Regions from separate parts of the Homo sapiens genome. Here region 2 is linked to region 1. Evidence: chromatin contacts called from ENCODE Hi-C or POLR2A ChIA-PET data. All regions are on one chromosome and are shown on one strand. Each heading gives the region's core, a stretch centred on a gene start or an enhancer-like site at or near the end of the contact. The rest is flanking DNA. Distances are from core to core; before and after follow the strand shown. Region 1 has its middle 24 kb from the start of RTP1. Region 2 has its middle 15 kb from the start of RTP1.

Region 1 (2,932 bases), core at 376-2,875:
CATTTATTTTTAATATAGTCAAATATGTATCTTTCATCCTTCGAGGAAAGGTAGCAATCTTTATATACAGTTCTGCCCCTTGGTTTTTTCTTTTCCTTTTTTTGTTTTTTAGTTGAGAGGCTATCCTGGATATCACTCCATAATGGTTTATAGAGATTATCCTCATTCTTTTGTTTAGCTCCATAGTTCTTTACTGGGTGGTGTTTCATATTTTATTCCTCTTGTATCTTACCATAGGTAAGGTATGCCGTACAGTTTAGGTTGTTTCCAATTCCGACTGCTACAAACAACATAGTACTGAATAGCGATTTGTGTATATCATTTTCTGTTTTTGTCAACATATGTTAGGCATAAATTTCTAGACATAGGATTGCTGGGTCAAAGGGAAATGCATGTATTATTTTGTTAGATATTTTTGACTGTTTTAAAAATAGAACATATTATTATGTTGTATGCATCTTTGAAAGCTACTTTAAACTTTTTTATAAAAAGAACATTGGGGCATAAATTACTTTTAATATTTATTATAATAATAATATGAAGCACTAAGTAACATACATTTATAATTATATAAATATCTATCTTTTATAGGCATAAGACTCTGTTATAAAAATTAATATTCATCAGGGATTATCCACAAATTTCCCTTTTCCCCCCACTCCACCAAAGTGAATGCAATTGCTGGATGGACCTTTCCCCACTCTTCCACATGCTTTTCTCATCCCTCACTCCCTACATTTGTCATTGCTAGACCAGTCTCTACAGACTTTTGTAAGAATGGATCAAGAAGGATTTTATGGCAGGGAGAATGACCCAGGGAGAAAGTTGGAGGGATAGGAGGTGAGAAAAGTGGAGGCGAGGGAGGCTGAAGGTGAACAACATGGTGGAGAGGGGGAGGCAGCAAACGAAAGGTGCTGGGGGACACAGAAGGGAAGAAGTAGAGGGGAAGAGACATAGGAATATGAGAAGTGTTGCTACAACTTGTGAGTCTGATCCACTCTCATCTTCTTTTGGAAAAGCAAGTTAATAAAATTCTTCTATAATTGCTTTTCTGGCTCTTATACTGTGTATCTTGAACATGACACCACATAGAGACTGATCTATATGGACTGTGACTTCCATAGGGCATCAAGTCTTCATAATGAAAACACCTGAGAGTTTACAGATAATACAATACTGAGATTTAAGTTGGCTGTTGGTGTGAAATAAGTTATGTATGAATTAATATAAATGCTGTAGCCTGTGTACTAACTGAAGCCCACCCATATCCCTATAATGTAGGTATGCCTCTTTCTAATTATAAGCAGACCTACAAGGCAAGACTGAGTCACACCAGATGTCCACTTACATCTTAATGCTTGAGTCCAAGTCTTCTGGCATAAAATTATATAGATCACAGGCAAAATATCTAAAAAAGAAGAAAAAAACCCATAGCAACAGAAAGTAAAATCTGATTGTTAGCAAAGCCAATGCATTAGCTAAACAGAATAGTCCGGGGCATCAAAATGTTAGCAAGCATGGCTGCCCTCTAAGGAGAAACTGAGGTCAGGTTGCCCCAGATCAAAGCCCGAGGAGAAGACAGATCCTGCCGTGCACAGAATTCATTCACTGGAAAGAAGCCTTCTGGGCCAAGTCCCTGATGGCGTTGAGAGCTGACTGGAAATGCATTCCCTGAGAGAAGGGTTTTGTAATCCTTGATTTAGTTTATTTCAGTCTGTGGAAAACCTTGTTGCTGAATTCAGGATTCTTTCTTCCAGAGAAGATTTGGGCTTGTGTTTGCAACAGCCTTGGACAGCTACAGACCTGCAATTCCTTTAATCCCTTTCCTTGTGTCAGGCATAATCCGGGAACCTGAGTTGATTCTGCTCTCCCTCTGCTCAAAGTCCAGCTCTGGATTGTTGTGTTGATATTAGCATTTGCCCTGAGGGCAGCTCCCTCTTTTCCTGCTCACTGCTGTGGTTTCACCTCAAGGTTTTAAGAGTAAATGTAAAATTTCCATATATTTATCTCCTTTATCCTCATAAGAACCCTGGGAGATAGCAATAATTACCTGCCTCCCTCCAGCAGCCAAAAGAGGGAATAAGGCGTTAGAGGATACCAACTCCTTGAAAGTTACAGGCCCAGTTAAGTGGTGGAGTCAGCTTTGTCTGCCTCACTCCAAAGTGAAAGTTTTTGTTTTTTTTTTTTGACAGAGTCTTGCTCTGTTGCCTTGGCTGGAGTGCAGTGGCGCGATCTTGGCTCACTGCAACCTCCACCTGCCGGGTTCAAGCCATTCTCCTGCCTCAGTTATGGCCTTCAAAAAGCCACTTTACTGTTTCTCCTCATTTCAGTCCAGACTCCGGGCTGCCAACCGTCTCTTTTTAAAACATGGGAATGTACCATCATTCTAACCATCCTTGATATTCCATCTCTACTTCCCACCGAAATGCGTAAAAGCACATTTTTTTTTTTTTTTAAGAGATGGAGTCTCGCTCTGTCACCCAGGCTGGAGTGCAGTGGCCTGATCTCGACTCACTGCAACCTCCACCTCCCGGGTTCTAGCAATTCTTCTGCCTCAGCCTCCCGAGTAGCTGGGATTACAGGTGCATGCCACCACGCCTGGCTAACTTTTTGTATTTTAGTAGAGACGGGGTTTCAGCATGTTGCCCAGGCTGGTCTCGAACTCCTGAGCTTAGGCAATCCACCTGCCTTGGCCTCCCAAAGTGCTAGGATTACAGGCATGAGCTACCACACCAGGCCGTAAAAACACATTTTGCCACAGCATTGAGAATTAAAGATGGCAACAGACCACTTGCCAATGTCTGGAAAAATTCTCACTAAGTGAGACATGGAGGAGCTTCGAATGACAAACTTTCGGGCGATAACACTCACTTTGACCTGTGAAACAAAATGGCAAGGCTGGTCATGACGATGTCAAATAGCAGATTTGACA
Region 2 (2,985 bases), core at 346-2,845, 39 kb after region 1:
TCTTTTTCTTATCCTTTCACTTCTTTTAAAACAAGCTCAATAATCCTACATCACCATCTTAATAGGGTCATAATGATATTTACAGAATGTCGTAAAATATTCCCTATTTTCAAGATTCATTCATTTAATGGATGTTTATTGAGTGCATATTATGTGTCAGATATTTTTCTAGGCACTTGGGGATATGGCAGAGAAGAGCTACTAAATTGCTGTTATTGTGGATAGAGGAGCTAGACAATACACAATGTAAGTTGAGATGTGTGGTATATTAGATAGGGTTACATACTAAGAAGAAGAACAAAGTAGGCAAGGGAGATAGGAAAGGTAGGGAATGAAGTTACAATCTAAATTGGGTAGTGAGGGAAGGCCTTACTAAGAGGATGACACTGGGGGAAAAAAAAGATGAAGGAAACAAATAAGAGGAATGGCAGGTGCCAAGGCCCTGAGGCAGGAGCATCCTGAAATGTTCATACATGAGGAGGCTAATGTGTGCAGTAGGACCAGAGTGGTAACGGGGATCAGGTCACTGTCAGAACACTGGTTTTTAATCTGAATTAGATAGGAAGCCACTGGAGAAGTTGAGTGGCAGGGTGATGTTACCCAATTTACTGTCACCCAGTTGATAACAGACCATAGAGATACAAGAATGAAAGAGGAAATATTAGCCAGGAGGCTCCTGCAGTACTCCTTGCAAGAGGCTGTAGTGACCCGTTCCAGGGTGGTAGCAGCTGTGGTTGAGTCTGGATGTACTTTAAAGGTGGAGCTGAGAGGATTTGCTGGTGACTCAGATGTGCAGTATGAGAGAGAGAGGAGTCAAAGACGCCCCAAGATTTTTGGCCTGTGCAACTGGAAGAATGGAGTGTCTACTTTCTGAGATGAGGAAGGCCGTGAGGAACAAATTTTGGGGCAATATGAGGACCTCAGTTTTGGACATGGGCATTCTGTTAGACATTAAACATGAGAAATGCGAAGGTGGCAGTTGAAATATCACGCCTGTGGTTTAGAGGAGGTGCCCAAGCTAGAGATGAAATTGGAGAGCCATCAGCATTTAGGTGGTTTTAAATGTCATAAGCCTAGATGAGATTATTTAGGGAGTGAGGGTAGAGAGGAAAGAAAAGAGGCCAAAGAGCTGAGCCCAGGGAATCCCCATGTAGAGAGGTTGGAAAAATAAGGAGAAACTAACAGGGAGACTGTGGGGACTGAGGCACAGAGAGCAGGATTCCCTGGGGCTTTCAGAGCTTTGGGAGCAGAGTGAGGACTGGAATCCAGGCCTTCACAACCAGGTTCAGAGCTCTGTCTACTGGCCCAAGGCTCCTTCTCTCTCATGGCACCAGCTACTTCTCGTATTGGAATCTTGCTGATGTCCCTTGCATGGGACACATTGTTTCATCGAATCTGAGCAGGAGGTGGATTTTTGTCTCTATTTTTTTTTCAGTGCACTTGAAGTACTTCATAACTTTAAAATGCACTCAAATGAAAAGACTTGGTGGGAGGCCCAGACTGCTATCATGGATTTGGGCGTCAGACATGCAAACTCAGACCAAAGGGAGATGTTGTCAGAGTTGTTAAAAGAAGGATTCTGTTGTCTTGGATCCCACTGGCAGGCCTGGGCCACACATGAGCATTTAACTGGCAGGGATTAAATAAACCAGATGGTCCCAGGCGATGGGCAAGATGGGATAACGTCACAGGACAAATAGCCCAAGGGGAGAAGAGAGTCCTCACTTTCAAACTAGGTCAGCATCTTCTGAGACCACAGGCCTGGTCTACATCTACACTGTGACCTTCGGATCCCCAGGCTTGCTCTGGTTGGTGCTGGCCTGTTGGTATCCATTGGGGTATCATAACCTCTGACTTTGTAGAGGTCTCCTTTGGGACTGAAAGATGCTGGCAGGGAAGACATGTTTTTGCCCATGCTGATCTGTTTGTCATTCAGACACTCACCCTGGGTACCGTCCAGGCCCCACACACCTTCCCATTGTCATCACACTGCTTTATCCTAATACCCCATTCCTCAGAGAAGACTCCCTTGGTGGCTTTGTGATCTGCCTAGGTGTTGAAATGGTCCTGGTTCTTTTTCCTTATTATCAGAAGCTCATTGCTAGGAATTGAGCTTGTGTTTCTGCATTCAAATGACATTTTTCTTTTCTTCTTGAAAAAAAAAATGCCAACACAGGAAATTGTTGCAAAGGCACTGTTTGTCTCCTTCCCTCAAGTTCAGAGAACCCATGGCTTCCTTTCTATGGACAAGTGCTGGTACCAGTGGGTCACAGAAAGACCAGGGACCTGGGAAACGATTTCTGCTTTTGGGTTTTGGTTTCTGCCCTCTTTTCTCTCTACTTCTCTACTAATTCACTGTGAAGTGTTAACAGAGGTTGAGAATCTGTTAAAAGTGACTTCTCTAAGCCCAGCCCTAGGTTCTCAGAGCCCCCAGAAGGAGATTCCTCTCCTCCCTGTAAGCTGGCCTGCCTCGTTCAGGACCATTAGGTCTCTTGCCTAATGTACTGTAGCCATCTTGAGTCTCCCTCAGTTCACTGCATTTAATGCCTCATTTGAAAGGGAAAGCTGATCACATCTCTCTTTGGTTTAAAATCCTTAGATGGCTCCCTATTCCCAAAAGCAAGCTGTGTATTCAAGGCTTTTTATAATCCTGCACATAGAGATCTTCCCAAATGGTGTGATGTTCTTTCTCCCAAACTGTCTGTCTCTCTAGGGACTATATCATTCAGTTTTCCACAAATGCCTGGTGTCCTTTCATATCTCCGCTTTCTCATATGCTACTCCCCATTGCCTGGGATGCTCCTCCTCCTCTTGGTTTACTACTGCAAGGTAAAACAGTACCATTCTTTCCAGAAAACACTAGTGCAGAAAGGTCTTAGCAATGGTGTTGCTACTGAGAGTCACAAAATAGTTCTGGACCACGGGCTACAATATCAGGGAATCTATCTCATCTCTGTCTCTTGCTGGTTGAGTGACCTAAGTCAG

Evidence for each region. Hi-C counts contacts between places; a loop is a spot of excess contacts on that map. ChIA-PET counts read pairs that join two places held with the same protein, here RNA polymerase II (POLR2A). Pooled maps may share reads with other maps.
Region 2: a map of ascending aorta shows a loop between it and region 1 (2.3-fold over the local background). The contact joins two enhancer-like sites. A Hi-C loop is called at or near these places in 4 of 168 maps with a recorded cell type or tissue (Calu3, OCI-LY7, PC-9 and 1 more) and 5 of 50 pooled maps. POLR2A ChIA-PET finds 5 or more read pairs at or near these places in 13 of 52 experiments (A549, AG04449, BJ and 9 more).

What each region holds. Positions count from the first base shown.
Region 1 is chr3:187,172,268-187,175,199 of GRCh38, forward strand. No RefSeq gene overlaps it. Among named protein-coding and RNA genes, the nearest start is that of RTP1, 24 kb to the right of the region's middle. RefSeq lists an enhancer at 2,796-2,932. Within about 2 kb of position 1,626, at least 4 of the 41 ENCODE cell types and tissues checked have a DNase peak (open chromatin) inside an H3K27ac peak, as active enhancers do; they include ascending aorta, where a contact is called at or near this core.
Region 2 is chr3:187,211,321-187,214,305 of GRCh38, forward strand. No RefSeq gene overlaps it. Among named protein-coding and RNA genes, the nearest start is that of RTP1, 15 kb to the left of the region's middle. Within about 2 kb of position 1,596, at least 4 of the 41 ENCODE cell types and tissues checked have a DNase peak (open chromatin) inside an H3K27ac peak, as active enhancers do; they include ascending aorta, where a contact is called at or near this core.